Regions from separate parts of the Homo sapiens genome. Here all the other regions are linked to region 4. A link is a loop called in an ENCODE intact Hi-C map of the cell type or tissue named here. Cell type or tissue: CD4-positive, alpha-beta T cell. All regions are shown on one strand. Each heading gives the region's core, and the rest is flanking DNA. Links, peaks and the distances in the headings are about the cores only. Region 1 has its middle 4.0 kb from the start of WRNIP1. Region 2 holds the start of TUBB2A (tubulin beta 2A class IIa). Region 3 holds the start of BPHL (biphenyl hydrolase like). Region 4 overlaps SLC22A23 (solute carrier family 22 member 23). Region 5 holds the start of PSMG4 (proteasome assembly chaperone 4).

Region 1 (6,111 bases), core at 1,207-5,206, 590 kb after region 4:
TATTTCATCTGGGCAAGAGCACATTGAGGGTCTCACTCGTTCTGTCGCCCAGGCTGGAGTGCAGGGCCGCGACCAGAGCTCACAGCCTTGAACTCCTGGGCGCCCGGGACCCTTCCGCCTTAGCCTTTGGAGTCGTCCTGGGGTTACAGGCTGAGCCACCACGCCTGGCTGGCTGGTTAAGAGTTGTTTCTAACTAAAAAAGTTAGGCTCAAAAATAAGATTAATAGAAACGCTAGAGAAACAAGTTAAACTTTAATCATCATGTAACGTGAAACTACCAAAAGAGGATCGTGAGCTTTCATTATTTTTTTGAGACGCAGTTTCACTCTTGTCCAGGCTGGAGTGCAATGGCGCAATCTCAGCTCACGGCAACCTCCGCCTCCCGGGTTCCAGTGATTCTGCTGTCTCAGCCTCTCGAGTAGCTGGAATTACGGGCGTCCGCCACCACACCCAGGTAATTTTTTTGGATTTTTAGTACAGACGGGGTTTCTTCCTCGAACTCCCGACCTCAGGTGATCCGCCCACCTCGGTCTCCCAAAGTGCTGGGATTACAGGCATGAGCCACTGCGCCCGACCGTGAGCTTTTTTTTTTCATTTGTCCCTCAGCAGTGAGAGGTGACAGCATTCTGGCAGCCCTCTCAGTCCTCGCTCGCTCTCAGCGCCTCCTCTGCCTTGGCGTCCACTCCGGCCGTGGTTGCGAAACCCTTCAGCCTGCCGCTGTACTATGGGAGCTCTTTCCTGGGCGGGCCAAGGCCGGAGCTGGCTCCCTCAGCTTGTGGGGAAGTATGGTGGGAGAGGCGCGGGCGGGAACCGGGGCTGCGCGCGGTGCTTGCGGGCCAGCGCGAGTTCCGGGTGGGAGTAGGCTCAGATAAGCCTCGCGCTCGGAGCGGCCTGCACCACCGGCCCAGGACGGTGAGGAGCTTAGCACTTGGGACAGCACTTCTCGCCAGGCCGTAGTTGCCTCCACGCAGCGCAAGGCTCAGGCCTGCCATGCCTGAGCCTCCCCCCAACTGGGGACTCCTGCGCGGCCCAAGCCTCCCTGAGAAGCGCTGCTTACTGCCTCACGGCACCCAGGGCCGTTCACCACCCCAGAGCTGAGCAATGCAGGCTCATTACGTGGGACTAGCAAGCAACTCTATACTGCAGCCCCAGTTCAGAAATTAATGGGAGAAGCCAACTGGGTTTCTGAGTCTGGTGGGGACTTGGAGAACCTTTATGTCTAGCTAAGGGATTGTAAATACACCAATCGGCACTCTGTATCTAGCTCAAGGTTTGTAAACACACCAATCAGCACCCTGTCAAATCAGACCAATCAGCTCTCCGTAAAACAGACCAATGGGCTCTCTGTAAAATGGACCAATCAGCAGGTTGTGGGTGGGGCCAGATGAGAGAATAAAAGCAGGCTGCTAGAGCTGGCGATGGAGACCCGCTTGGCTTTCTTTTGCTTGTGTGGGTGTTTTGTTCTTTTATTTTTTGCATTAGCTGGTGTTTGGGTCTGAATTGTCTTAATGAGTGGTAATACTCACTGTGGAGACTTGTAGCTTTATTTCTGAAGGCAGTCAGACCACAAACCCACTGAACCCACTGGCAGGAACGGCTAACTTAAGAGATGCTGACCTAAGACCTCTAACGGTCTCCGGGAAGGTCTGCCAGTTGATTTCTGAGCCGGCGAGATCAGGAAGCTACCAGAAAGAAGAAACTCTGCACTGTGTTTAAGAACTGTTAACAGTTTCCGTGAGGGTCTATGCGTTTATTCATCAAGTTAATGAGAGTAAAAACTCATTGACTGCGAGCACATAAGGATTATTGCAGGAGCATCACAGAAGTGAATACTTGCAAAACAAGTTTTAGGGCTGATCTCAAAGCAAGGTTTTCAAGAAAAGTGTTACTAAATGTGGAAATACAGTACACTGATTTTAAACATTTATAGAGATAACGTGGCCACATGATCAATTAACCCATCCAAAAAATTTTAAAATGGAAACAAATTTCTTGAATCTCTTAATATAAGGCCTAAAATTTCTTTTTTCAGAAAATAATGCTGTGGAAAATCTACAAGTCTACTTGTAATCATTGTTAGTATTTTGGTACCTTAAGTCTCTTAGGACGTGTTTCAAGATTAGACAGTAGAGTTGCATATAGACCTAATTTTACGTCCAACTTTATTGTTAATAGGGTTTTCAAAAGTATTGTCATGGGAAACTTGTGTACTATGGGAGTAAAAATTAAGAGAGATAGAATTAATATAAACTCCGGTAATCCCAGCAGTTTGGGAGGCTGAGGCGGGCGAATCACAAAAGGACAGGAGTTGGGGACCATCGTGGCCAACATGGTGAAACCCTGTCTACTAAAAATACAAACATTAGCTGGGTGTGGCGGTGCGAGCCTGTAGTCCCAGCTACTTGCAAGGCTGAGGCAGGAGAATTACTTGAATCTAGGAGGTGGAGGTTGCAGTGAGCCGAAATCACAACACTGCATTCCAGCCTGGCGACAGAGCGAGAATCCGTCTCAAAAAATAAAAACAAAACCTAATGTATATAGTATAATGCCATTTCCTTTTTCTACTTGTGCTTTTCTATCCTATATTATGTAAATAATAAAAAGGAAAAATACAAAGCAAAGATTGTGTGTGTGTGTGCATGTCTCCCACAGCTACATACATGGATGAAGTTGAGCTATTTGGATGACCTATGAGGTGAAAATGACTCTAGACCTTGACTTCAAGAACCTGGGTTTTGAGCTGTCCATAGTGTGACCTTGGGCAAGCTACATAACTTCTCACACTCAGTTTCCAAATCTAAAGGAGGAATAAGAATGCCTACCTCACGGTCTGTCATGAGAATTAAGTGAACTTGTCAATGTGAAAGTATTTAGTAAAGTGCCTGGCACCCAGTAGGTCCTGTAGTAATATTTTTTCCTGAACCCTAGTCCCCTCTGTCTGAAGTTCAAGGTTTTCTCCACTAGGTGGTGATGGTAGAAAAATAAATGAAAAAAACGTACTTCAAAAATCACCCCTCCTCTTAGATTGCTTTGCCAATCAAATTTAAACTTTCTTTTCAGATCAGCATAAATACAAATAAATTTAAACTCGTATAGTATAAGGTCCCAGGAAATGAAATCAATGTAAAGCAGAAACCTAGGCTTCCATTTTCTCCTTTAATACCTCACTGTTTAATTGTCTGCAGCTGGCCTCGGTGGTTTACTTTTAAGTGTGTAACTATCTTCTCTGTCTTCCTTCCCCACAGTCAGAATGGGGAGGATAGATTCGGTGGTGACTCAAATAGACCTGTCAGTAACGACAAGTAGAGTCAGCCTGGCTGCAGTGCCTATGAGCAGGTATTTTATAAGCCATCTACTACTAGTGAACCTTTGGGCATGATCTTGCGCACCTTCATGTTCATACCTAAGGTATGCTGGACAGTTGAGTCCAGTTAATCCCACATGACTCACATCCCTGCCATCTTTAGTCAGCATCTTAAAAGTTAGTCGTATGGTTATCTATTCTTCCTACTCTGATTACTGCCCCCTAACCCAAACTCATGTTCCTCTCTCTTCTTGACTTTCCACTACATCTTCTGGAATCTATGCCACATTTCGTATTGTTTATTCTAACACATTTTATATATTTCCTTACTATTGTAAGTAGAACCTTTTATTTACTCTATTTTCTTACTGCCCTTTATTGGTATGAAAGAAATGCATTGATTTTTTGTTAATTTATTTCATACTTGGCCTTTTTGTGAACTCTTATTAGTTTTAGGTGATTTTCCATTGATATTCATAGTATAAAAAGGAGTATATACAGCCTTTCTCCCTGGCTCCTGGCAGAGATCTTCAGAATCCCGTGGGATTTCCTGAGTGCTAGGAGTGCCTATATAATGCTAATGAAGCAACTCCTAGTGGCTCCCTAAGGTTGGAACTTGGGACCAGCTCAATCTCAGGGGCTAGAAATTGAATTTGATTGCTTGGCCAACAATTTAATCAATCATGCCTACACAATGAAACCTCAATAAAAACTCTGGACATAGAAACTCAGTGGAGCTTCCTGGTTGTGAACATGATGATGTGCTGGGAGGGTGGTGTGCCTGGATTCTACAAGGAGAGGGCTTGGAAGCTCCATGTCTGGGACCCTCCTGCCCCTCACCCATGTGTCTCCTTTATAATAAAACTTATAAAACTATGCACATACTCCCATATATTTTAAGTCATCTCTAGATTACTTATGATACCTAATACAATGTAAATGCTATATAAGTAGTTATTATACTGTATTGCTTTTTTATTTGTATTATTTTTTGTAACCTATGCACATATGCTCATATATTTTAAATCATCTCTAGATTACTTGTGATACCTAATACAATGTAAATGCTATATAAATAGCTATTATACTGTATTGGTTTTTTATTTGTCCTATTTTTTATTAATTGTACTGCTGTTTCTTATTTTTTCCCAAATTTTTGATCCACTGTTGGTTGGATGAGAAGGTGCAGAACATGTGGAAATGGAGGGCCAACTGTATTGTCAAATTATTGGAAAGATCAGTTCTCTGTATCTTATAAAGTGGAATGTGAAAGGACATTTGACAAAAGTCTACTTCAATCATTGATTTTTAAAAATCTCTAGTAAAATAGAGAAAGTTATCTTCTTAACATGATGATTTTTGTTTTTGCCCTCAAACCAGCACCATTATCATGTTGAATGGTAAAAACATCATTGATGAGGGGAAAGGTTTATTTTTTAAAAAATAATGCACTAACCGTAAAAGGAAAAGATTAATACATCTTACTACATGAAAATGAACATCTATTTATTTAGCAGAAGATACTACAAGAGTGAAAATACAAGGAACAGAAAGGGAGAAGACATCTTAAACACACATTACTGTCAAGCACAGTGTGTAGGATGTAGAATAAGTCCTACATAATGATAAGAAAATAGGAGAAAATGTAATTAAAAGTGAGTAAAGAACATAAATATGTACTTCATGAAAAACAGAGACCAAGTGACCAAATATGTATTTGAGAACATCTTAGCTGGGCACAGTGGTTCATGTCTGTAATCCCAGCAGTTTGCGAGGCCAAGGCAGGAGGATCACTTGAACCCAGGAGTTCAAGACCAACCTGGGCAAAAAAGTGAGACCTCCATCTCTACAAAAATTTTTTAAACAATTAGCTTGGCGTGGTATTGTGCACCAGTGGTCCTCACTACTCGAGAGGATCACTTGAGGCCAGGAATTCAAGGCCACAGTGAGCTATAATTGTGCCACAGCACTCCAGCCTGGGTGACAGAGTAAGACCTGTCTCTAAAAATAACAACAAAAGAGAAACCCTTCAACTCTTTAGTAAGAGAAATGAAATTTAAATTTATAAATGATATGCTATTGCACACCCAATAGATTAGCAAAAACTAAGTGTTTTTAAAGCTATAGAGCAACAGGAGAATTCTTATAGTGCTGGTGGGAGTGTAAACTTGTGTATACATTTAAGTGTGTGTACTTCATGTGTGCACATTGGTGTTCATAGCAGCCCTAAATGGAAAACAGCCAAATGTCTCCATCAGTGAATAAACACATACATTTTGTAATATTCATACAACAAAATATTATATAATAATGAAAACTAAAGACATCTATACACACTATATACAACAATATGATGGGTTACAGACAGTTTTAACTGGGAAAAAAACTAAGAAAATAATACAAACAGTATGAATACATTCAAACAAACTAAAACTGCCAAAACGAAGCTATATATTTAGAGTGCACATGTAAATGGTAAAATTGCAAGGAAAATCAAGGAAATTATTGAAAAGATTTAGATTAGTGGTTAGCTTGGGAAGGACAAAAGGATGGGATTTTTGAATTTGGGGATTCTTGACCTGGTGGTGGCTTTATGAGTATTGCTTTTATAATTATTTATTAAATAGTGTATGGTTTTATATACTTTCCATATGTATATCTTTCAATAAAAGATACATATATCTTTTATTGTTATATATCTTACATATTATATGTCATGTATACTTATAACATTTTTGTTATTTATATTATCAAAAATATGTATTTCATATATACATATGTAATATATATGTAATATATATGTCCTG
Region 2 (6,111 bases), core at 1,062-5,061, 200 kb after region 4:
ACAGGGGCTGCACTGGATGAGTTTCATGGGAAAGAGAAGTTGGAGCGGAGAGTGTGGCTAGTTCTCTGAGGGCACAAACAGGATGCAAGACTGTACCATACAAATTTAGACAATTGTATTGCTGGGATGGTCCTTGGGTTTTCATCATTCTGCAGAGGAAACTAGTGTTTTTGAAGTTCCAGGACTCTCTTACTTGGACCAACTAAATCTATTTCAACTAGATCACGACTGTCACCCTTAGAGATGGCATCAGTGAACAGTAACGATATCATCATAACACCACATATTCACAGGGTACGTTTCACTAGAACATTCTCACCAGGACCCTTCTCGTTGGGCCCTCTGAAGCAGCAGGCGGGAAGGGCAGGCAAAAGGGTAAGAGCTTATGTCCTTTTGTGAAAGACAGATGTGGCTCAGCCTCCTACCTGGAACACATTCTCTAGTCTGAATTTTGTCATTACACCTGCCCTTCCCCGCCCCCCGCCCCTCACCCCGCCAATGATGCCTTCAGGGTAGGGGTGGCTCAGACACTGCGAGTGGCATCCTGTCTAAAGCAGGAAGTGACTTGAGGCTGGAGGAGGTTGGTCCTCTTCCCCTTCCCCATCCCCGGCCCACCCAACAGCCGGTGGAGCTGCTCCTCTTTAGACACTGAAAAATACATGAAAGGGGAGAGATTGCTCCTTAAAAACCTATTCTAGGGAAGGGGACAATTAGCAGGCTCTATTTCCTCCTGTTATTATCTGCATCGGTGCTGTACAAGGTCGAGTTGCTTAGTGACAGCGAGGTGGGGTTGGGGATATCTACACTTGCCGCGAGGGAGGGGAGAGCAGGAACTCACGGCCTCAGATGAGTCACCTTAGGCAGGGCAGGCATTATTTAAAACTCCGCGTGTGAGTTTCTCTGATTATATACTAACACACATCACGGGCGGCACCGAGGGAGGAGCGCGTCAGAGAGAAGTAGGCTGGGCGTGAACTGCCAGGCAGGAGAAGGCCGACTTGGGCAGAACATTCACTGCCAGCGATCCAGAGCAGACAATCAGGTACCTGGCCTGCGCCCGTGAACACTGCCATGGATTTATTTTCTGTGCGCTCACTAATGTCCAGTTCACGCACAGTGCCTCCCAGCTCCCCAACGTAAGAAAAACCCATTTCCAGAGAAGCTCAGAGAGGTGCAGTGACTTGCTGGAGGACTGAGCTAGGAACAGCAGAGTGGGCACATGCTCCACAGGCCGGGAAACGCCCAGCTGCTAGGGGTCCCCGTGTCCCTAGTGCTGTCCCTTTCAGGTCTCATCCTCTGCTCCTATTTGGCCTCAGATTTCACGCTGAATTAAAACACAAAGGCCAAGAAGCAATTATCTCTGGAAAAATCTTTTCAGAACTGTGTAATGAGTGAAGGTACCCCAAGGAGAGCCATTCTCTGGAGAGGATCTGGAAGGCTCCGGCTGTGGTGAAGAGCCAAGATGTGAGAGTTGGGGTGGGGGTGGGGAGAAGGTGGAGGTCAAGCCCTGGGTACCTGGGAGTAGCATCCGAGGGACAGGTTGTCCACTGGGGGCCCAGCAGCAGGGAGAGGGGAGAGAGGAGGAGAAATTCTAGGAAATCTGTCCCCACCCTGAGAAGAGGCACTAGGCACCTGCCTACCTACATCTGGGAGGATGCTGGGCGCTTCCTAAAGCTGGGGTGATTAAGACCTAACTTGGCCTAAGAGGCTACTCACAGACATCTGGCTTTAGTTTCCACCTCCGATACAGACCAACTATTGAGGTGGCAGGTAGGGTGCACATTAGGAATGACAGCATCATCTTGGGTTTTTTGTTGTTGTTTTTTATTGAGACGCAGTCTGGCTCTGTCGCCTGGGCTGGAGTGCAGTGGCGCCATCTCGGCTCACTGCAAGCTCCGCCTCCCGGGTTCACGCCATTCTCCTGCCTCAGCCTCCCGAGTAGCTGGGACTATAGATGCCTGCCACCAGGCTCGGCTAATTTTTTTGTATTTTTAGTAGAGACGGGGTTTCACCGTGTTAGCCAGGATGGTCTCGATCTCCTGACCTCGTGATCCACCCGCCTAAGCCTCCCAAAGTGCTGGGATTACAGGCGTGAGCCACCGCGCCCAGCCCATCACCTTGGGTTTTACCAAGGCATTTTTACTCCATAAACTCAATGTGCTTTCATATATGGCTTCTCATCTCCTACCACAAAGCCAGCTCCAAGGCACCTGTAATTATCATCATTATATAGTTGGAATGTGCTGGGAACCAAAGGCAGTCCCCAAGCCCCTGTTACCTAGTCCACCGTGCAGGGCCATCTTTGTGAATAATTAAGTCAGGTCCTTACCACAGCCCACCCAAGCCTTTAAAACTCACCTGGGCTTTTTATTTATACAAAGGCTTTAGATTCCTTCCCTTCCTAGCTTTGTGGCTGGTCAGGTCTTTCAACCTCGCTTTCGGAGCTATGAAATTGGGGTAGTAATAATGCTTACCAGAAGCCGGTGGTAGTCAACAAAAATATGCGTAAGTGAGCAGCAAATGGAAACCAAGTATGTAATTTTACATTTTCTAATTTCAAAACAAGTCATTTAACACAATGTATCCAAAACACTATTATTTTGATAGACCATCAATATTTAAGAATCAGTAATGAAATATTTCACATTATTTTAACTTACTGAGCCCATAAAAGCCAGTGTGTTCTTCACACTTAACAGCCCATCTCAGTTCAGATTACCTACGTTTCAATGCTCGGCAGCCACCGTGCCTAGGGTCTACCGAACTGGCCAGCCTAGCTCCGACAGCTTCTGTGAGGATCAGGCGACCTAAGGGGTGTAAGGGGCAGGGCCATCAGCTGACACATCAACGTGGCAGATATATTCCTCCTGTCTTTCCTCTCTGACACACACACACACACACACACACACACACACACACACCCGCAGAATTTTCCACATTTAAAAGGCCTTTACAAGGACGCAGGAGCCCAAAGCGGACATGTGACAAATCCAGCCCTTTGATAGCCCCCCCAACCCCCGCCCCCGACCAAGCCATCTTCCTCCCCTGCAGGGGCGAAAGGCCGCCCACCCCGCCATCCTGGCATTCCTTTCAGGCAGCTGCCCGTCGGCTCCCCGCGGCCCCCCACTCCTCTCCACGCTGCCCACCCCACCCCCACAAACGGCGTCCAGGACCCTGCCCAGGATGCGGGAAACCTTTGCCACCCGCTGGAGAGCCCACTGCAAATGGGTCTTCAATTTCCGGCCCCCTACTCCAAAGGGTACTCGACGCCTCTTCCCGTCCTTAGGAGGCGAGGACCCTGTTCCGAGGCAGCCCCTCCCCCTGGTTCCGGGGCCCCCGGTCCCCAGCCCCCCTCGGGGGTCCAGAGTGGGCGGCTCGGGGTGGGGATCGCGGCGTGAGCGGAGGACCCAGCGCCAGGGGTCGCCCGTGCCCGTGGATCGGGCAGGGGGCTGCGGCTGGGCCCGAGGCCCGGGCACCGCACTCACCGCCGGACCGCGAGGCCGGCCGCCCACCCTAGACCCAGCGGCAGCAGCAATAGGGCGAGCGCCCCCACACCTCGCACCGCGCCCCGGCTCCCCCTCGCGGTGCCGCAGTCCCAGCCGCACCGCCCCCGCGGCCACAGCCCCGCCCGTCATGACGTCACCGGGCAGGGCGGGTCCCCGGGTATAAAAGACCGAGCTGGGGGGGCGGCGGCAGGTCTCTGCGCAGCCCAGCCCGCCGGTCCACGCCGCGCACCGCTCCGAGGGCCAGCGCCACCCGCTCCGCAGCCGGCACCATGCGCGAGATCGTGCACATCCAGGCGGGCCAGTGCGGCAACCAGATCGGCGCCAAGGTGGGCTCACCGCCACGGAGGGGCCCGGGGTTGGGACCGAGGGTGCGGGCTGGGGCCGGGGCGGGGGCTGGAGGCCGCGGCGGCCCCGGGCTGGCCGGGTGGCACATTCCGCGGCGAGGCCGCCGGGCGGGGTCCGGGAGGCTGCATGACCCGCCAGGATGCCCGCAGCGCCGCAGCTGTGTGTGCGTTTAATCGGGGGCCTTTCGATTTCCCTGGGACACAGCCCTTCTGCGGGACGCGGTTGGCATTCCCCTGGGTGTATTTGTCTCAGAAACTTGGGTCGGGGGTACGGTCATATTTATTGCGCTAGCTTCATGTGAATTTAATTTGTATATTTTTCTCTACGGTTTGAATGAAAACATGCAGTGTCACTGGACTGGCAGATGTAACAGAGGCGTCCCTTTGGGTCGTACAGGCAAGGGTGTTAGATAAATTCCCTTGCTCGGGCACTGTCTTGACATGATGACATACAACGCGATAGTCTTGCTGCCAGTCCCCGAGGCGGCAGGTGACTGCGCTGGGTGGGGGCTGCAATTACCGACCGCTGTGTGGGAGGCAGCAGCGGGTCTGGTGCATGGGTGGGGGCGGGCGCCAGTACAAGGACGTGGTCTCTTTGAGAACCGCCATGTTGCCCACCCAGCCTCCCCGCCGCAAATTCACAATGCAGCCAGCGCCCTCACGATGGCCAGCTCCTTCCACTGCCGCCCAGGTGCCCTCCCAGGCTCCTGCTGCCCTTCGCCCAGTCCCTCCGGTGGTCAGTGCCAGCATGTAGATCGGTGGCTTAAACCTGCACTGTTGCAGGAGTGCCTGGGATCTGTGCCAAGAGAGCTTGATCCCTGGAGGCAGCCACAGAGTGGGTCCCCCTGTCCTTGGCCTGCCACGACCCATCAATCATCCCGGATGCAATGGCATTCAGCCCTGCCTGGGGTGACACAGCCTCCCTGTACCCCTTCTCCACTTCTCTACTCTCCCCACCCTCTCCCTAGAAGGGCATCTGCTGTGTCCCCTCCTCCTCCAGGGCCCCTCCCAGCCTTTCAGTCTATCCCCATAATATGGCCGATGCTCTGCGGATTTTCAAGCCCCTCAGCAGCGGCTGCTGCAGGAAATAGGGGGTGCAGCTCTTTGCTCTCTGTCTAGCACTTACTAACTGTCTGACCACAAAAGCCCCTGTTCCAAGGACATGGGAGGAGGACAAGGCCATCCTTAGTGACATTCAGGATGCAGAGCCATGGTGTGGTTCTTTTTTCATTTCAGTTTTGGGAGGTCATCAGCGATGAGCATGGGATCGACCCCACAGGCAGTTACCATGGAGACAGTGACTTGCAGCTGGAGAGAATCAACGTGTACTACAATGAGGCTGCTGGTGAGTAGCGGGATGTGTGTGCCCAGGAATCCTTGCTTTCCATGATGTGGGAGATGAAACGTCCCAGGAACATGCACGTGACAAAGGCATGCTTCTTGCATATTCATTTCAAATGCCAACTGCTGGAAAAACATGTTTTATGGTTTCCTAAGATTCCTGCCTGTTTGCCACGGCTAAGCACACTCAGGACCTCCTTTTTCTTAAAAGCAGAAAATCTCCTGTTCTCCTTTTGTCTCAGATGCTGGAATTGAATGCTGCTGTGAGTCCCTCCCCAAGCACAGGCCTGAGTCAGTTCTTATTTCCTGCAGGTAACAAATATGTACCTCGGGCCATCCTGGTGGATCTGGAGCCTGGCACCATGGACTCTGTCAGGTCTGGACCCTTCGGCCAGATCTTCAGACCAGACAACTTCGTGTTCGGTATGTAGTCATGATCACTGGGAACTGGCCAAATGACACACCTTCTTCCTAACAGCCCTGCAAAGCACAGTTCTTAGTGTTCAGTGCCAAGGTGACACTGTGTCCACGGCAGCCCTGAGTCCTGGCCTAGCTCCATGCAGTCCATGGGTGGTCATGGCTCACAGATCAACGCCAGCCTGCAGAGGGCTGCTGCAGCCCTCCCATTGCAGAGCAGCCTCAGACTGGAAGGAAGAAAGAGCAAGGAAAAGCTTCAAGCCAGGCTTCATAGGCTATAGGCAACTTGAAAGGACTTCAAAGAGCCAGGGGCCAAAAGCACAGGTTATGACCAGAGCTAGACAGATGCTGAGGCCACCTTCTCTGCTGGTCACACTGCCTTCACCTTGCCTGTTTAATTGTAGTTGAGTATAAAGAGAATGCCTCTTAAAAATGTATGTATTTCAGAACCAATTAAGTTTTCTAACCCTATCCTCTTCCTCAATCAATAGCCTCAGATGAGC
Region 3 (6,111 bases), core at 1,296-5,295, 240 kb after region 4:
CCGGCTAATTTTTTTGTATTTTTAGTAGAGACGGGGTTTCACCCTGTTAGCCAGGATGGTCTCAATCTCCTGACCTCGTGATCTGCCTGCCTCAGCCTCCCTAAGCGCTGGGATTACAGGCCCGGCCCATCTCCTTTTTCTTCTACATACTCTCTACTCCTACCTCTGCCCTTAGTCAAAGGATAACTGAAACACAGCCCTTTTGAAAAAATGAGGTCCTGTTTTATCTTTTGGTTTAATCTTATTTGCCAGTCTCAAGTAAAAAAGAAACAAACGTGGAAACAGATGTGTTGAATACAGGTACATCTACTCTTAACATACCATTTCTGGAAAAATAAAAGACAGAATTGGGTAGTAATAAGGTCTGACTAAACTATAAGCTCCTTATCTACAGAAATATTATTAAAGGGGCATCAATGAAGCCACCAAGCAATGGCAATACTGACTCTGCCATTTACTTATTATGATTACTGCCCTATTCCTCTGAGAAATTCATTTCTACAGTTAAGATAGCTTAGGATCGGCCAGGTGTGGTGGCTCACACCTGTAATCCCGATACTTTGGGCGGCCCAGGTGGGTGGATCACGAGGTCAGGATCACGAGGTCAGGAGATCAAGACCATCCTGCCCAACATGGTGGAACGCCATCTCTACTAAAATACACACAAAAAAATTAGCCCGGCATGGTGGTGCACACCTGTAATCCCAGCTACTCAGAAGGCTGAGGCAGGGGAATCGCTGGAACCTGGGAGGTGAAGATTACAGTGAGCCGAGATCGTGCCACTGCACTCCAGCCTGGTGACAGAGAGAGACTCCGTCTCAAAAAAAAAAAAAAAAAAAAAAAAAAAGAAACTGCTATTATCATATTGTATGTTCAGCTATTTCTTTTGTGTATGTTTTGTGAAGTAGCCATTATCTACAATAAAGTATTTGCTACCTTCAGGGCTTGAAATTTGCATGAATCTTGATGAATTATTTTTACATCTCTTATATATTGTACTATTATATAAATATTCCCATTGTGCCTACTAATTACTTCATGTTTATTATATCCCCAGGCTTTTACATTTATTGTTTCAAATCCTCACAAAAACGCTGCAAGGCAGGAGGCTCAGAGAGGTTGAACAATCTGCCCACACTCACAGAGCTAGGAAGTGGCCACGGGGCCATTAGAACTCCAGAGGCCATGATTCCTCTCTAACCTCATGGCTGAACAGAGTCCTAAGAGGGCTCAGGCACCGGGGCCACACTCTGACTGCCAGATACAGCGTGGTGGCAAGCGTCAGCAGAAGGACAGTCTCTGATTCTCTGGCAGGGCATCCCAAGGTTGAACTTGGAAAATATTTTTTAGGAAGATTGTTAGGTTATGTGAATTATTAATATTTATAACTGCACATAATATCCAATTTCAGGTAGAAAAGGCTTTTCTTGACCTGACCCAGGAATAAATCACCTTACGGATTTTGAAATAAGGGTCAAAGTTCCAAACAGCAGACTTACAAACAAGTTTTTGGAACAAAAGTCAGTTGTAGGTTGGGCACTGGCTATTCTGAAGCAAAGTTTTTACACGAATCCTTTTACCTACTGACACTGAGCTACAGCTGCATTTCAGGATTAACTAATACCACTGCTTGTTTTCCCAGATTATATGTCATATCAACTTGCAGCTGCATTTATAAAACGGCCGTACAAAATCCAGAAAAACCTGTTTCTTCAGAGATATTTTAGGAAGAATGATCTGCAATGCAACTAGATGGATGGGGCCTTCCTCAACCATTAAATAACCTATCAGAACTATACTGGTAGGCCGAGAGCGGTGGCTCACGCCTGTAATCCCAGCACTTTGGGAGGCTGAGGCAGGTGGATCATTTGAGGTCAAGAGTTCGAGATCAGCTTGGCCAACATGGTGAAACCCCATCTCTACTAAAAACACAAAAATTAGCCGGGCATGGTGGCAGGTACCTGTAATCCCAGCTACTCGGGAGGCTGAGGCCACGAGAATCGCTTAAACCTGGGAGGCAGAGGTTGCAGTGAGCGAGATCACAACACTGCACTCCAGCATGGGCAAAAGAGCGAGAGTCAGTCTCAAAAAAAAAAAGAACTATATTGGTACAATCACAGTAACTTATTTCGATGCCTTTCTGCAGACAGGAAACTGGAAAAAATAATCATTTTCACTGTTAATTTATACAGCTGTAGCCATTAACATGTTTTTCCATCTATCAAAATAGCCCTGACCATCTTATAATAATTCTAAAATTAAAGGAGCTAGTCAATTGCAATATGAAATTTTAAAAGCTGGTCAGATTTGCCCTCTTTTCTCCTTCTAAATCAAGTTTTCAAACTAAAAGTTTCTATGTTGGATCAAGTACAGTTCTAAACGCTGTGTACCTATCTAGTACTGACTTTATGAAAGTAGCCCATCAACAGTCAACTGCGCACATGCACTGTGTACGTTCGTTGTATACGTGTGTTTGCATGTGTGTAGGGATGTATGTAGAGAATAAAGTAAAACAAGCTTCATGCCGCTCTATCCACATTTCTGCCCAGTATCTCTTGGGACCAAGAGTATCCATTTTCAAGACAGAAGGTCAGAAATTAATCCAGTTTTTTTGTTATTGTTTTACCTGAAATGGGGGGACAGGTGGGAGGACAAAAGAGAATAAAGCAGATTCCTGGGCATCTCCACACATGTAGATCAGATCCTCTGGGAGTGAGGCCCAGGATTCTGAATTTTCAGTTCCCAACGTGATTCTTTTGCACATTAAGGTACGAGATCAGCAAGCAAAGAGAAGACTTAGGGCTCTCGGGACCCGTGATTAAAGCCTTAGCGGTACTCAGGCTCAGGCTGATTTCTGACATAAGAGAAAGAAGAGATTATTGTCCTTATGCCCTTAGTGTGGACTCTGGACAGAGCAATGGACTAATGAGGGCGTTGGGATTCTAGTCCGTGCTCCGTCACGGGTGAGTCCATACTACAGGCAAATGTATCTCCCTGGGTCTCTCTGGTCTGCACACTGAAGGGGCTGCACTCTATAGCCCAAGCCTCCACGGCTCCAGACTCCTTGAACTGAGGCTGACCGAGGCGCATGCACGATCGAGGGGCTCGAGCACCAAGCGCGGCTGGCCCCCAGGATCGGGGTCTCGCGGCACAAAGGGCGACAGGGCAGCCAGGCCGCGCCCACGCCCCGTGCCCGCGCGCCGGGAACTCCTGCTGTCGGCACGCGCCCCTCCCGCCGCCCCTCGAGCGCGCCGATGCTGGGGATCCCCGGGGCGAGGTGGCCGCCATTACCCGAACGCGGCCGCGGGTCCGGCCCGTGGGACGTGGATCCCGGGCTTCAGCGCTGAGAGAAGCAGCCGCAGGCGCAACACGCCCCGGCCGCCCAGCACAGCCACCATGGTCACAGGTCGCGTAGCTGCCGGGAGTGCGCATGCGCTAAGACCAAGCGCGGTACCCGGCCCACTCTGCCCCGAAGCCACGCCCTCTGCTCCGCCCACCTCGCCTCTCCATCCTGCTCCGCCCTCTGCCCGCCCCGCCCCGAAGCCACGCCCTGCCGGGTGCTTTCCCATGGGCGACCGAAACTCGGCTCGTGGTTTCGCAGTCCTGGAACCGCCGGCACCCGCGTAGACCGTCCCCTCTCGGTGCTGGCTCTGGCTCCCGGGATGAGTGTCCCCGTCGGCGCTGCCCCGCCCTCGCTCGTCGCCTCAGCGACCATGGCCTTTCCAGGAGGCGAGGCCGCCAGCCATAGCGCCCTCGCTGCGTCGGCGTCCAGGCGGGACTCCGGAGTGGGCGGGGCTCCGGCTCTAGGCAGGCTGCTATGTTGGATCAAGTAAAGTTCTAAACGCTGTGCACCTATTTAGTACTGACTAGTACTAGGAAGTGTATTTGCTTTTCGGAGATGATGGGATCTAAATTTTGTTTATACCACTTCACGCCCATTAGGATGGCTACTAGCAAAACCCCCAGAAATTAGTGTTGGTGAAGATGTAGAGAAATTGAAGCCCTTGTATATTGCTGTTGGGAATGTAAAATGGTGCAGCCATGTGATGAACAATACTGCGGTTCCTCAACAAATCAGTTATATGATCCAGCATTTTCTTTTCTGGGTATATAACCCAAAAGAATTTAAAACAGGGTGTACAAGAAGAAATGTTTTTACACTCACGTTGACAGCGGCACTATTCACAATAGCCAAAAGGGTGGAGGCAATTTAAGTGTCCAAAAACAGATACATGGATAAGCAAAATGTTGTCTGTGCATGCAAGGGAACATTTTTTAGCCTGAACAAAGAACGAAATTCTGACACTTGCTACTACATGGATGAACCTGGAGGACACTATGCTGAGGGAGGTAAGCCAGTCAAAAAAAGACAAATACTGTGTGATTCCACTTATATAATAAGGTACCTAGAGGAGTCAAACTTATAGGGACAGAAAATAGAATGGGGGTTGTTGAGGGCTGGTGGAAGGGGGAATGGAAAGTTGGTGTTTCATGGGGACAGAGTTTCAGTTTGGAGAGATGAAAAAGTCCTGGGGATGGATTTTGGTGATGCCTGCATTACATTGTGAGTGTACTTACTGCCACTGAACTACACACCTAAAAGTGGTTTAAGTGGTAAGTTTTATGTATGTTTTACCACAATTAATTTTTTTTCTTTTGGCTGTATAATTGCAGCTTTATAAAGGTTATAGACATTATCTAATTGAAAGCTCAGTGGAGAAAAAAAACAACTATTGCTTTTTAAGTCAATCGTTCTGCCTTAATTGGAAATAACTGGCAGATTTGTGGCTACTGTTGTAGCCTTGGCTTGAATAATTGGAGACAACAGCTTCTTTGCATATTGCATTTCTTCTCCTCCAAGAGACCTTTTTGGTGTAACAGTCAGTCCTGTGAGCACAGTGCTTGTAGGTGTTACACTCATAGAAATTTCTGTCACCTGCAGTGTCCTCACTGGCCCATTGGACTTTCTTGAGTAGTAAAGGCAGTTTTGGCCTAAATACAGACTATGCAAAAGTTTTCATATTCTACTCTCAACATAAATCTATCACATTAATTCCTGCATAAAAGGAAAGAGACATATATAATGTTTGAGTTTAATATCGTTTGACTTTCAGAAATCTTTGGTGAGGTCAGTATTTCCTTTTTTCCTGATATGTTGATTGGGGTTTCATCTCAGAAATGATAAAAATAGCTGTCTGTACAGTTTCAACACCAGTTACCCTTGTGCTAATAAAAAACGGTAGCACTGAGTTTTAGGTTATTGGTGTCACAATTTTTTTTTTTTGAGACGGAGTTTTGGTCTTGTTGCCCAGGCTGGAGTGCAATGGCGCAATCTCAGCTCACTGTAACCTCTGCCTCGCAGGTTCAAGCAATTCTCCTGCCTCAGCCTCCTGAGTAGCTGAGATTACAAGCACCCGCCACCATGCCCGGCTAATTTTTGTAATTTTAGTAGAGACGAGGTTTTGCCATGTTGGCCAGGCTGGTCTCAAACTCCTGACCTCAGGTGATCCACCCGCCTCAGCCTCCTAAAGTGCTAGGATTACAGGTGTGTGCCACCGCGTCCAGCGTGGTGTCACTATTTTTAAGTAACATACCTGACAACCAGTTCTTTATATATAGCAAGATCGTACAGTTTAAAAAAACTGCCATTTTTGTGCCAGGCACCTTATGATATATCATATTTCTTTAATCTTCACATTAGCCTTCTGTGCTATTGCACTCTCCATTTATAGATGAGGCAACTGAGGCTAAGAAAGGTTAGGAAGCAAGCCCTAGGTAACACAGCTGAAAAGTAATTTTGAGCTGCTCAATTTCAGGACTCTATACTTGCATAATGACGGCGAAAGGTTAGGAAGCAAGGCCTGGGTAACACAGCTGAGAAGGGGCAGGGGGGAGTTTTGAGCTCTCAATTTCAGGACTCTATACTTGATGATGATGATGATGATTGCTATTATTATTGAGGCACGGTGTGATCACAGCTCCCCACAGCCTCAAACTCCTGGGCTCAAGTGATCCTCCCACCTTAGCCTGCCAAGAAGCTAGGACTACAGGCATACACCACCACACCTGGCTAATATTTTTTAATGTTTTTGTGGAGATAGGGTCTTGCTG
Region 4 (6,111 bases), core at 771-4,770:
GTATCGTGAACTATAGACACAATGTGTGCAGCAGAGTTCCAGAGCTTATTCATCTCGCCTGCCTGAAAGCTGATGCTAGTTGACGAGCAACTCCCCATGTCTCCCTCCCTCTACCCCCGGCAACCATCAGCCCACTCTTTGATTTTCTGAATTTGCCTATTTTTACATGCCTCATGTAAGTGGAATCATGTAGTATTTGTCCTTCTGTGACTGGCTTATTTCACTTAACATAATTCCTCCAAGTTCATCCACGTGTCGTACGTGTCAGAATTTCATTCGTTCTTAAGCGGAATCATATTCTATTGTATTTTTCACTGTGTTTCGTGTGTCCCTTCACCTATCAGTGGACCTCTGCGTTGTTTCCATATCTTGGCTGTTGTGGATAACACTGCAGTGAACGTGGGAGCGCTCACGTCAAGTGCTTTGAGATCCTAATTTCAATTCTTTTGGATAAGTACCTGGAAGTAGAATCACTGGATCATATGGCAGTTCTAGTTTTAGTTTTTTGAGGAACTGCCATACTGTTTTCCATAATGGCTGCACCATTTTTGCATCCCTACCAACAGTGTTTAAAGGTTCCAATTTCTCTCCATCCTGGGGACTTTGATACTGAGAACCTAACCTGTCTAGCCTCTTCTGCACTGGCCGCCTTTGCAAGAGCTGGTTGCCTCTCTGAAAACTCTCCTCCCAGGCCTCTTCCCTTCCCCTCACCCACATGGCAGGACAGTCCTACTTCCTTTTCCCTTAAGGGAAGATTCAAATGCTGCTTCTTTGGTGAAGTCTTCCCCAGGCCTCGTCCCTTTCTTTGCATTCCTGTAGCACAGAACCCCATCTGTGTCTTATAGGCACGTGTCTCTTCATCAGACTGTGAGCCCCTTGAGGCCGGTGGTGTGGCTTCATCTCGGCATCTCCCCTGGCATGGTGCTACCTCATCCTCCTTGCTGAATAAGTGAATGAAATGCATTCATTATACACAGCCGCCTTCTGTTTTCCATTATTTGTCATTATTCAGTGTGTTCTGTGAACCAGGAGCTGGGCATGGCTTGTTGAATAAGAACACAGTCCCTAAACTAAGGAGCTTTTAGGCTGGTAACCAAAAAGGGAAATTCTAAATTTTTTTATGATAAGCTTTTAGATATCTTTTTGATATTTAGAATGAAGTAAACACAGTAGATGTAGTCCAATTTTGGAAATCATTTAAGACCTGAGCCTAATTGAGCAGGTAGAAAGCCAGGAAGAACACACCTACTTTGTATTTGCAGTCCTTTCCTCATGCTAATTGATAAGGCGATTAATCCTTACACTATTGCTGAGCCACAACCCCATTTAAAAATAAAAATTAGGAAAGCTGTCTGGATAATTATTAGCAAAGACTTTACAGAGGCTGGGATAAGTCCTCCAGCTGGTTGTTTGCACTGGGAGTTTTACAGTGTACTTGACCTTTGCTTAAGGTAAGGGAGTTTGTTTGGCAAAAACAATGATACATATTTCCATGGCATTGGAATCCTGCTGGATTTCTGAGACTCTGGGAATGCAGATGTGGGCACTGGAGTAAATGTGAGCATTTCATTACAGTGCCTGCCTTGTTTTGGGTTTTTTTTTTTTTTTTTTTTTTTTTTTTGGCTCTGTTTTGGTTTTCTCTTCCAGGCTGTATTGCTAGGTTTACTGCTTTAAAATTGTCTTTATGGTCCAGGCTGCTGCAGCCTTTAGAACAAACCACGACAGTTGGGATCTAGAAGCCTGCGCCTCTCCTAGAGACACCACCTGCATCACAGTGTCGGTGACCTGACCTTTGAAGGGGCCATTTCCCATCTTGGAAATGGGGATACTACTTGATATTCTTATTTATAGGATTTGGTGAGGGCATATGAGGTAACACATCCACAGATGCTCTGAAGGGCTTGAGCGGGATCCTGCACCTTATTACAGGTGGTTGTTGGTATCTTGGGCAGGTTTCAAGACCTGGAGGTTCAAGCCAGCCCATCTCACTGCTGAGCCAATAAGGAGGAAGACAACAGGGTTACAACAAAGCTTCAGGCTTAGGAAGAAATGTTTCACGTGGATGGTGTCCTGGCCAGCGGGTTTGGTTCTAAAATAAACACTACTGTCTCTGGGGCTGAAGATTTGCCCAGGACAATGAAGCAGCCAGCGGGAGGGTAGTGCAGAGCCGGTAAGTTTAGGGTCAGCTTTATTTTCACAGGCAAATGAGGAAGTGAGAGGCTGCTAAAATCACTCCTCTGAGGCTTCCCCTGCCCCTTGGATGAGGTCGCTGCCATCTCTGAGATGGGGGTGTGGCCTGTTACCCTTGTAGGCACCGAGGGTGGATCTAAGACACTGTTTTACCATCCAATCCTGTCAGCGGTTCCATGGCCCACCGGTTTCCTTTTGAATGTTTCCAGGAGCCAGAAGTCCAGATCCCAAGGGCTGGCACGCAGAAGGAGGGCCCTCCCGAGAGAGCACGCGTGCTTCGATTTCTTTCGTGATTATGAGATGTTTCTGATGTCACGTGTATCTGCTACCCGGACTCGGAAACAAGCCTCATTAATAAGTCCCACCCTCCCGCCTCCACCCACCCCCGCCTCCTCCCGCCTCCTCCCCCTCCCGCGCCCCCCGCCTCCTCCCCCTCCCCTGTCCACAAGTCTCCCCACCCCGTTTGCTGTTTTTCATCCTCATGAGTTTCGTTAGGTTTTCCCACATCTAGAACACTGCGTTGTACAGTTTTGCCTTTAAAAAAAAACTTCCTACAAATGCTGTCGTACTGTGTTTGTTTTTCTGAACTTCCTTCTTTTTTTAATACCTCAGCGTTATATCCAGTGGCTCCTCCGTGTCGATGCGGAGACAGGGAATGAGTGAGAGCGACGCCGGCTTTGAGAGCTGGGGTTTGTGCAGGGCTGAGTGAGACCTTGGGCTCCCGTGGCCCAGAACTTAAGAAATAGCAAATGAGAATAGTAGATGAGCCAGAAATTGAGAGTAAATTTGGGAAGGCACAGAAAGGACTGACCAGGCATCAAGTGGCCTAGCTCTGGAGCCTGGGAGTGGGGCTGATACAGGGAGCGGGGCGGGAGGGCCCAGACCTAGCCCAGACTCATGAGAACGGTAACCTTGTTATGACCTTGGCCTTCACACAATAACTTCCCTCTGCCCAGCAACGTCCTGTTCTCTTATACACATGGTAAGAGGGAAAATATCTATCTATAAATACATTTATATTTCTAAGAGATCATCATGGAGATTTTTTTTCTCGACCCAGGGAGGGTTGCTTTGTTGCATAGAACAGGGTGTGACGAACCCACGAGCAGCATGCTTGTCTTCCTCCCGTCTTTTAAGTTCAAAGGCTTCTCACTGTACCTAATAAGTCGATGTCTTTACTGATATTATTTCTGATTTCCAGTTTGAAGATGAGAAAACTGGTGGTTATCAAGGCCTCTCTATTCATCCCATTTTATTTGAAGAGCTACTGGATAGTATTTGGAGGGAGACTTTTTTTTTTTTAGCTGGGGAGGGTGGCGGCCACAAAGACAGGGAGCTGTTTCCAAGCAGATAGAGGGTAGGAGCCCAAAGATAAGGATTTGAATACTGCCATGTGGAGAGGCGCTGGTTTTTTTTGTTTGTGTTTTTATAAACTCGGTAGTAGGAATATCTTTTATTGTTTTTCCTGTTGCCTGTTTAAAGGAAAGAGTGTAGCACAAATTGTCCAAATGCCTTGTGCTTTTAGGGGCAGAGTTAGATACTGTCACCCTCTGGCCCTCAGGTCCTGCTTTGTCTGTTCTGCGTGTTGTCTACCCATGAACTAATGAGGCTGCCTGCTTAATTGACCTGGAAAGACAAGTGTCAGTTGAAGAAGATGATGTTGAATTATGAGATTCAGAAACCCATTACATGGCTACTTGGCCCAGCATAGTACCTTCCCCATTTGTTAGACATTCACTATTTGATTAATTAGTAAGAAATTAGAGATGGTGTGGATCATTGAAATCTAGAGCAACCCCTCCAACACCTTGACTTCCCCCTAACACTCTTACTGGGACATCAACTAAAAACAGACTGTGTTTCAGTTCATCCATTGCTTTACCCACTAATAAATGGTTCACCCATCCTTTCTTGAGTGCCTGCTGGATGCTGGGTCTCTTGAGGATGGAAAGACATTGCCTTGCCTTTGAGGCACAGAGTCTCTGCTATATCGATGGATCTGACCACAGTACAGTGGTCACTACAATCGAGGAACTTATTAAATGCAGCAGGGACATGGAAAGAGAATCTGAATCTTCTTGAGATTTTCTTTTGTTTACCCAACCCACCTCATGTAAAGATGTAAAGGTACACAAGTCAAGAGAAGGAAAAGTCTGTGAGTGCCTTTAGTCACTTGCTCCTCCGTAAATGTGCACTTCCTGTTGAATTTACCTTTGAAGGGTCCTGAAAGGAGTGTCTTTGCCCATCCAATGCCCTGACTGCCTCTCCGTTGGGAGTGCACCATGCTATGTGTTTGTGTGAGCCTGTGTGTGTGTTTTGCTTAGAAGTTGCATGTGGCTCTTGTCTTGGCCATGCCAACTCTAAGGAGAAAACACATGTGATCACCATCGAAATTTCCACAATCCAATCAGGCCTGCCAAGGAGGTTTATGGGTCCAGATAAGTGGCTTAGCTACCTGTCACATCAAAGGATTCAGTCAACCGACCCAAGGACCAGCATTTTTCCTTGTGCCTTCTTAGAGAAAGTAAAGCAGCCCACGCATAGGAGACCTGGAAAAGTTGGTAGTCTGGGATCTGTAAGGAGCCTCTGCATGAGGCTTCCTCGATGCTGTCATGCTCTGGGCCAGAACTGGGGTCCTGGGAAACACTGGTGGTAGAAGGGAGAGTCTGCCTCTACTAAGAAGGTGGGGGAATGGTGTGGCTTCCTGAGGAGGGAGCTCTTGGGAACAGCAGCCCTGGAAGCCAGAAATCACGTGAGTACATTTGGGTGGCAGTGCACAGGGCAGAAGAGCCACATCACAGCTTCGGTAATGGGACGAGGCGAGCACAGCCCTTTACCTGGAAAGGCAGTGGTTGACTGATCTAGTGATTTGGGAGCAAAAATTCCAGTAGCCCTAGTCTTGTGATTTGCAGCTGAACTGTTTTCCTAATAGTCTTATACATGTGATTTTGTAAAGCATAATGAACACCTCAATCAAGCAGGTGACATCGTGAATCCCAGCATGAGGGTCACGGCATTTCCCATTGAGTGGGATTCAGGCCTGAAGCCAAACCGCTCAAGCCAGATGTTGAGACACAGGAAGTTATTTTAACTAAAATGCTGTAGAAGAGGGCAAGATTGGCAGCTGGGAGAATCAGGCAGCACCTCTTCATTGGGGAGCTGGCTGTGGTATAGGAAATCTAACACAGACGGAGTTTCCCTTTTTTTGTTCAAATGCTGGAAAACCAGGTTTTGGTTTAAGCAGCCAGGTAAAGGCCCACAGTTATGTGCCTTTTATGGCCCTTTGCCATCTTGCCTTCAAAATCTCCAAGAATAACAGATTATTCCTGTGAGCAGGGAAGTAATAATACTTACATGTAATTTTAGATTAGGCGGAGCACTCACAGGTGAGACTTTGCATCTCTTGACACGGTCTGGTCGTTGCTGAAGAACAGGGTAAAAAGTCTTACTTAAAATTTCAGGCAAAAAATGAATATAATCACTGTAGTATTTTCATACATATTTTGACCCTGTTCCTCAGCAACAAAGTCCTGTTGGGACAAGCTGACCACTGGGGGTTCTGGTAGCAAGGTGCAGGTCACGGGGGCGACTGATCTTCTCCCGGGTGTTTGCAGGGCACGCGGCTTGTCCATGCGTATCCAGGGAGCGTCTCTAAACTGCTGTTGGCTCTGGGTTTGCACTATGTGCTTTTCCTTCACTCAGATTAATTAAAGAATTGTCATTTCTCTGCTTTTTGAACACCTGTAAGCGACACCATTTATCCTCAGACCTCCAGGAAGCTTGGCAGTTTTCATATGCTGTGAGAGTATGATTTAAGGACTCAAGTGAGTCCATTTTCCATGATTCAGGTGAGTCCCAGTAGCAGGTTTCTCATTTTCAGATGGAAAAACAAGAATGGCAGAGATCAGAGCCTTTTCTCCC
Region 5 (6,111 bases), core at 951-4,950, 97 kb after region 4:
TTCTACCAAAAGTTAAATGTAAAGCCCCATCGTGTCACCCTTAATAGTTCATTACTTCCGACATCACACTAGGACTGTGGTCTCCCAGCAGATGCCCAGGGAGTTCTGCTGCAGCTGAAGCACCACCTTCCACTCCTAGAGGCCGGGCGGGGGGTCCAAGAATCCCTGAGCAGGCACGGGCCCAGGTCCCAGGCCAGCTTCCCTCAAGCTGGTAGGACTCAGTGTCACTAGTCCTGCAGCCTCTCTGGGCACCAAAAATCCCTGCTCAACCCAAGGTCAGCCAGCTCCGGGTTGCATGGTGTCTGTTCTCTACAGTCTCACATGTGGGAGTTTAGGGAAGCTGGAGGGAAGAGACCTCACAGACCGTCTGGTGCCATTCTCCACGTGTGGGCTGGCAAAATTCCTGAGAGGGACCAGATAGTAACTAGTTCAGGCTTTATGGATTACAAAGTCTCTATTACAACTGCTCAGCCCTGCCACCAAGGTACAAGAGCTCCACAGAGTCTACCTGCATGGACGGTAGATGGAGGGCTGGCCCACGGGTCACAGGTGGACAGTAGATGGAGGGCCGCCCCACGGGTCACAGGAACCTTGGGCTTCCTGCCTTAAGCTAATGCCTACACCTCTTTTCCCCAGCTGGCTCGGCTCTCTGCCCCTGGAGAGAACACCCAGGCACACTGCGGCCAGTGAGAGGGACTGGACTTCTGACAAGTCAGGTAACTCAATCAATCCCCTGTTCCTTTTCCTGCCTGGCTTTGCTGGAGGGGCACTTTCCAGATGAGAAAATATACCTCACTGGGAGCTGTGACCACCATGGGGTCGGGTGACCAAAACCACCCACAGGAGGAGCCTACTTCTTCCAAACTTACCAGCCCAAACCAGCACTGCACAAAGTGGCACAAGGCAGCGACACCAGATCTGACCAGTGCCCAAAGCCCTGCCCACTATGCCTTGGGATAAAGAGAGAATGCGAGGTGGCACAGAGCACACAGCCCCACCCATCACCCCTGGTCCCCCAGGCCTCTTCCGCTGCCGCCTGCTCAAAGGTCCACTGCCAGGACCCTCCAGGAAAGAAAAAAAGAAAAAAGGAAAAGGAAAAGAAAAGCAAGAAAGGAATCCAGATGCCATCTCCTTCCCAAGGCCTTCCCAGGTGCCGCTGTGCACAGCTAAGAGGCTCACCCATGACTTCCTGCCCCCAGCACCCTCAGTCATCACTGCCTCACTGGCTTCAGAAGGGTCTCGCTGAGGGGGCCTCACTCATTCATTCCACAGGGACTTAGAGAGCGGTGCATCAGGAGCTAGAGAAACAGACGCTCACCCTGGGCAAGCAGACAAACCTCACCGTGAAACACTCAACGGCTGAGAGAGGGAGCTAATGCGGCTGGGAGGCCAGCACTGCCCAGCTCGAGGACAGGCAGGAGCTCTAAGAGGTAACAGAGCCCGAAGGTCACTGGAGTCTTCGAGTGCTCCGAGTTCACCTCGTGAAAGGTTTTGAGCAGAGAAATGAAAATATCCAACTTCAGTCTTAAAACTATCATTCTGTTGCCCTGGTTACAAGGCAGTGTTGTGGCCTGAATTGTGTCTCCCCAAAAAATATGTTGAAGTCCTAACCTCTGGGTACCTATGAATGTGACCTTGTTTGTAAACAGGGTCTCTGCAGATGTAAATAAGATGTAATTTAGACCAGGCGCGGCGGCTAACGCCTATAATCCCGGCACTTTAGGATAAAGATTAGCATAAAGATTCTTTACTTCCAAAGGGACTTGCTTGCCTTTGGGAGGCCGAGGCAGGCGGATCACGAGGTCAGAATTTCGAGATCAGCCTGGCCAACATAATGAAACCTCAGCTCTACTGAAACTACAAAAATTAGCCCGGCGTGATGGCTCACACCTGTAATCCCAGCTACTCAGGAGGGTGAGGCAGAACTGCTTGAACCTGGGAGGCGGAGGTTGCAGTAAGCCAAGATCACGCCATTGCACTCCAGCCTGGGCGACAGAGCAAGACTTTGCTTCAAAAAAAAAAAAAAAAAATATATATATATATACAATTTAAGACAAGGTTATACTGGAGTAGGATGGGCCCTTAATCCAACATTACTGATGTCCTTATGAGAAGAGTCGGGCTCACTGAGGAAGGAGGATCATCACTTGAGGCCAGGAGTTCAAGAACAGCCTGGGCAAAATAGTGAGACCCCCATCTCTACAAAAAAACACAATTAGCCAGGTATGGTGGCACATGTCTGTAGTCCTAGCTACTCGGGAGGCTGAGGAAGGAGGATCACTTAAGCCCAGGAGTTTGAGGTGACAGTGAGCTATAATAATGACACTGTACCCCAGCCTGGGTGACAGTGAGAGACCTTGTCTACAGATCTTTGAGAATAAACCTCTGTTGTTTTAAGCCACGCGGTCTGTGGCACTTTCTTACAGCTGCCTCAGGAAACCAGGAGAAACCAGGCGGCGACACGCAAAGCCGGAAAGGCGGGAGAGGAGGGGAAATGATAATGTCCCAGGCTTGGCCCAGCGCGGCAGGGTGAAGGTGAGGGCGGCTTGGGTTTTGTCTGCTTTGACTGGCGGCAGTGCCTAGGGACTCAGCACGTGGAGTGTGAAGAAAGAGGAATCAAAGACAACTGCGAGGCTCTGAACGCACAGCCAGGAAGATGGAGCTGCCATCACAGCGCCAGTCAGGCGGAGGAGGGAGCAGGTTTGGAGAAGAGAGCCTGATGTGTGCCTAGTGCGAAATGCCTGAGACATCCAGTGGAGACGCAAGAGTCCCCAAAAAATTATCAGTGTGCTCAAAATCCAGATGGCAGGAGAGCTACGAGGCAGACGCGTCCCCCAGCGAGCGTGTGGCGAGGACAGACCCAAGACATTCTGACCTACAGAGACCAGTGCGGGACGCAGCTGCGGGGCGGCGGGACAAGGAGAGGGGCCCGGGGCCCGCGCGCAGCTCCCGAGGTGGTGCAGGCCCTGGCGCCCGCGGGCTTCCTAAGACATCCCACGGGTGGGCTTCGGGGGAGTAGGGCGCCCTGTGGACCCAAGAGAAGCCTGGGGGGCTGCAGCTCGCGCAGGCCCGGCGCCCCCGCGCCCCCGCCCCGCCGCCCGCACCCTCGGCCGCCAGGCACTCACGTAGCGGCTGCACATGGCCACGGCGAGGTTGCGCAGGTGCGGCGTGGCCCCCACCCACAGGAACAGCGAGTCCGTCAGCCGCATGACGTGGAAGTGGACCAGCTGCTCCCACAGCCTCGCGCTGAAGTTGTGCAGGGAGACGTCCCCGCCGGCGGCGACAACCAGCCCCTCCATGCCGCCCCACGGCTCCCGGCCCACAGCGCCAGACCCGGGTCCTCGCCGCTGCCAGCCCCGCCAGACCCGATGGAGCGAGCACCGAGAGACCGAGCGCGCTTTCGCTTTCGGCCCCGGAAGGGCGGGGGTGAGGGGCGTGGTCGGGGAGGGGCGATCCCGGGCTTGGGTTGGGGGCGTGGTCGAGGCGGGGCGGCTGCCGGCCCTGGGCGGAGTAGCTGTCCCTGGTTGTCTTGCTGGCCTCTCCCGCACACCAGTACCTCTCTGGACGGGCTGGGGAAACCCACTTGAGTAGCAGAGTGCGACAGTGACCTCTAGGAGTCCACGGGCGCCCAGCAGAACTCACCCTCGCTTTGTTTCCCCCCACCCCCTAATTATTACTGACGCGGGGCATTCAAGGGCTGAAGCCAGCCGCACCGTCCTCCCAGGCCGTGACACTTCGCCCTACAGACATTAATTTAATTAAAAATTTAAAAAGACTGATTTTTAATTAGTTCTTCAAGCACTCTGAGAACGGCCACCTCCCGTCCCACCTCCTCCTCCTAGCAGCCCTTTAACTCCAAGGAGGCTTCGACGGCACCCAGCCCTAATTAAGAATGGCAACGGTATTGGGAGAAAGCCTTTAGAAAGGAAAATTGTGTCAACTAAGTTGGCAGGAGGATGGGCAGGCACCCTTTTGGACGCCGAGTCCCAAGCTGCAGTCATGTACATGGCCTCGGGCTACCCCCTTAACCTCTCTGAGACTCAGTTTCCTCATCTGCAAAATGCAAATAAGAACAGGTGCCTTTCGGAGACGTGGAAAGGATCTCAAGAGAGATTAATGGGAAGCACCAACAATCATCCAATCATCCCATTGTCATACCTATGGGGAGACCCCTTGAACACTTCAGGACATTACAGAGTTGAGAAAAGGAAGCCTTGATGGGTTAAGAGAGAAGGTGGTAAAAGAAAACAGCCCATTTTGTCAGATTCTGTTACAACTGACTTTAGAGATTTAACTTGGAACTATAAAAGGTCTGCTTTAAAAATCTCTAATAGATCTAAGTTGACTAAATTGAAATTTAAGAGGGCATTTTCCATAGTTCTATTTGCTAATTATCGATGATTCAATAATACAGTTAATTTTCAGGTCAATATTTTAACAGCTTTATTAAAATGTGATTAACATACAATAACTGCACATATATAGTGTACAAATTGAAGTCTTGACACGTTATAGCCAGTGAAATCATCATCACAATCCACAAAGTGAACGCGTCCAGTACTCCCTCCTGCCCTCAGTAATGACTCCTGCCCCCAACCACTGATCTGCTTCCTGCCACACAGATTAGTCTGCATTTTCCAGAGTTTTGTATCAGTGGAATCACACAGTATGTACTGTTTTTTGTCCAGCTTCTTTCCTTCATCATAATTATCTTGGGTTCATCTGCTTGTGTGTCAATGGCTTGTGTCTTTGTATTACTAAGCAGTGTTCCATTGTATGGCTACACCATAATTGTTTTATCCCTTTACTTTGTGATTTGAGGCCCTTCAATCAGCTAGGAGGACCCAAAGATTAAGGAAACAAAGTTACCGACCGGTGGAGAGTTCAAGGCCTGGCTGGCATGGCAAATTTCTCAATCTGGATTGTAATGATGGTTTCACTGGTTATACATGTCTCAAAACCTCAATGCTCCTCTCTCTCTCCAGCTTTGCTGTCACTGCTCGGGAAACACACAGGCAGAGGGTCACAGCCAGTCATGCCCAACATCAGCGGCCCTGGAACACTGCCCTGCAGTCCCTAGACAGCGTCCTCTCTCACTCCCCTTGACTATGCTCCCCAAACCCTGAGCTGACCCAAACCCAAGTTCAGCAGATGCCCTTGCTTCTGATGTTATGCAGAAAATAGAGGTGACAAAGCCAGATTTTCCCAGCTCCTTGTCCCTCTCCTAAAATGCTTATCTTCATTGGACCCTATCTTTCCTTCTGCTCACTCTGTGACAGTGAAAGATAAAGATGTCCCTCCTTGTACAGAAGGTCAATCCATCCACCTGTGCTCTGACCCTGTCCTTTCACGTCCTCAGGAACCCCCCTCATTATCTGTGATGCGTCTCCAAAGAGCCTGCATGTGCCACCTAGGTCCACTTCAAAAAAAACTTGTCCCAACTGCTACAAATCCTACCTTCTGCCACGGCCTCCTCTAGAGTCTGCACACCCTCCCCGTGGCAGCCCACATACAATAACTGATGGAGGCAGACTATGAAAGCCAGGCCAGTTTGCCCCAGTGCAGAACAACTCACAACTCTGATGGGCCATTTTGGCTCCAGAGTGCCCAGGGAGTCAGCCCACCCTGCCTACTGCAAGGGCGGTATTCACCTTACACTATCAAAAGAAATCAAGAATGGATGGTCAGGCGGCTGAATGTTGTCACCCCCCAAAAACATTATGATGCCTGGGCCTGGAACCCAACAACTGGAGAGGTGACCAGGTCCCCGGCACCACCATGTGCCGTAACAATCGCCCCAGCCGTTCCCCAAATGACCGAGTGGCTGGCCACACATCACAGGAGGAGGAAGATGCAACATTTGAAGGGTTAGAGCTGGAATTGAGATCTGGGGAAACTGAAGTGTCATCACAGTCCTTCTCGAGTGGGGAACCATCCATACAGGAACAGAAAATAAAGGGAGTCCTCGCCAAAGGTCCACTGGGTCTGTGGACCCATCAGGGGTCATTTCCCTGGTCCTCAAATGTATAACTGGGATATATATACCTAGAAATTAGCCCAGCACCCACATTGGATCTGTGCCCTATAGGGTAGGAGCTATCATAGTGGAGA

What was found. A loop is a pair of places that touch in the nucleus more often than their neighbours do. Peaks named below come from ENCODE experiments on the same cell type or tissue, not always from the same donor. Only the 100,000 strongest peaks of a DNase experiment are listed, where the experiment ranks them.
Region 1: a loop joins it to region 4, with 2.8 times the contacts of the local background. A loop is called at or near these places in 5 of 110 quality-filtered maps.
Region 2: a loop joins it to region 4, with 4 times the contacts of the local background. A loop is called at or near these places in 7 of 110 quality-filtered maps.
Region 3: it touches region 4 in a loop (10-fold over the local background); 9 of 110 quality-filtered maps call a loop at or near these places.
Region 5: a loop joins it to region 4, with 6 times the contacts of the local background. A loop is called at or near these places in 7 of 110 quality-filtered maps.

Annotation. Positions count from the first base shown.
Region 1 is chr6:2,758,330-2,764,440 of GRCh38, reverse strand. It overlaps a transcript of MYLK4 not described here. Among named protein-coding and RNA genes, the nearest start is that of WRNIP1, 4.0 kb to the left of the region's middle. RefSeq lists an enhancer at 1-483. In CD4-positive, alpha-beta T cell, for the core only: a CTCF peak has its summit at 2,956 (motif pointing right); DNase peaks (open chromatin) are centred at 1,380, 2,960 and 3,260; H3K4me3 peaks cover 401 bases.
Region 2 is chr6:3,155,128-3,161,238 of GRCh38, reverse strand. TUBB2A (tubulin beta 2A class IIa) reads left to right here and starts at 3,695. Exons shown (of 4, transcript NM_001069.3): 1 at 3,695-3,832; 2 at 5,087-5,195; 3 at 5,504-5,614. The coding sequence starts at 3,776. It overlaps LOC105374889 (a long non-coding RNA gene), which reads right to left and starts at 3,538. Exons shown (of 2, transcript XR_926395.3): 1 at 3,486-3,538; 2 at 1,803-2,807. RefSeq lists a cis regulatory region at 497-1,091 and a silencer at 3,354-3,813. In CD4-positive, alpha-beta T cell, for the core only: a CTCF peak has its summit at 3,541 (motif pointing left); DNase peaks (open chromatin) are centred at 2,988, 3,628, 4,018 and 4,338; H3K4me3 peaks cover 1,770 bases; H3K27ac peaks cover 847 bases.
Region 3 is chr6:3,116,028-3,122,138 of GRCh38, reverse strand. BPHL (biphenyl hydrolase like) reads right to left here and starts at 3,428. Exons shown (of 7, transcript NM_004332.4): 1 at 3,292-3,428. The coding sequence starts at 3,398. It overlaps LOC107986556 (a long non-coding RNA gene), which reads left to right and starts at 3,492. Exons shown (of 4, transcript XR_001743928.3): 1 at 3,492-4,350. RefSeq lists a silencer at 3,131-3,520 and an enhancer at 3,559-4,194. In CD4-positive, alpha-beta T cell, for the core only: no CTCF peak of the experiment used is centred there; a DNase peak (open chromatin) is centred at 3,528; H3K4me3 peaks cover 1,526 bases; H3K27ac peaks cover 1,157 bases.
Region 4 is chr6:3,352,567-3,358,677 of GRCh38, reverse strand. The region is part of intron 3 of SLC22A23 (solute carrier family 22 member 23); the gene reads left to right. Among named protein-coding and RNA genes, the nearest start is that of PSMG4, 97 kb to the right of the region's middle. RefSeq lists an enhancer at 1,645-2,535. In CD4-positive, alpha-beta T cell, for the core only: no CTCF peak of the experiment used is centred there; DNase peaks (open chromatin) are centred at 2,387 and 3,267; H3K4me3 peaks cover 1,467 bases; H3K27ac peaks cover 2,527 bases.
Region 5 is chr6:3,256,211-3,262,321 of GRCh38, reverse strand. It overlaps PSMG4 (proteasome assembly chaperone 4), which reads right to left and starts at 3,375. Exons shown (of 3, transcript NM_001128591.2): 1 at 3,126-3,375. The coding sequence starts at 3,299. RefSeq lists an enhancer at 2,666-2,795 and silencers at 2,916-3,015, 3,066-3,185, 3,306-3,555. In CD4-positive, alpha-beta T cell, for the core only: no CTCF peak of the experiment used is centred there; DNase peaks (open chromatin) are centred at 2,661 and 3,391; H3K4me3 peaks cover 1,915 bases.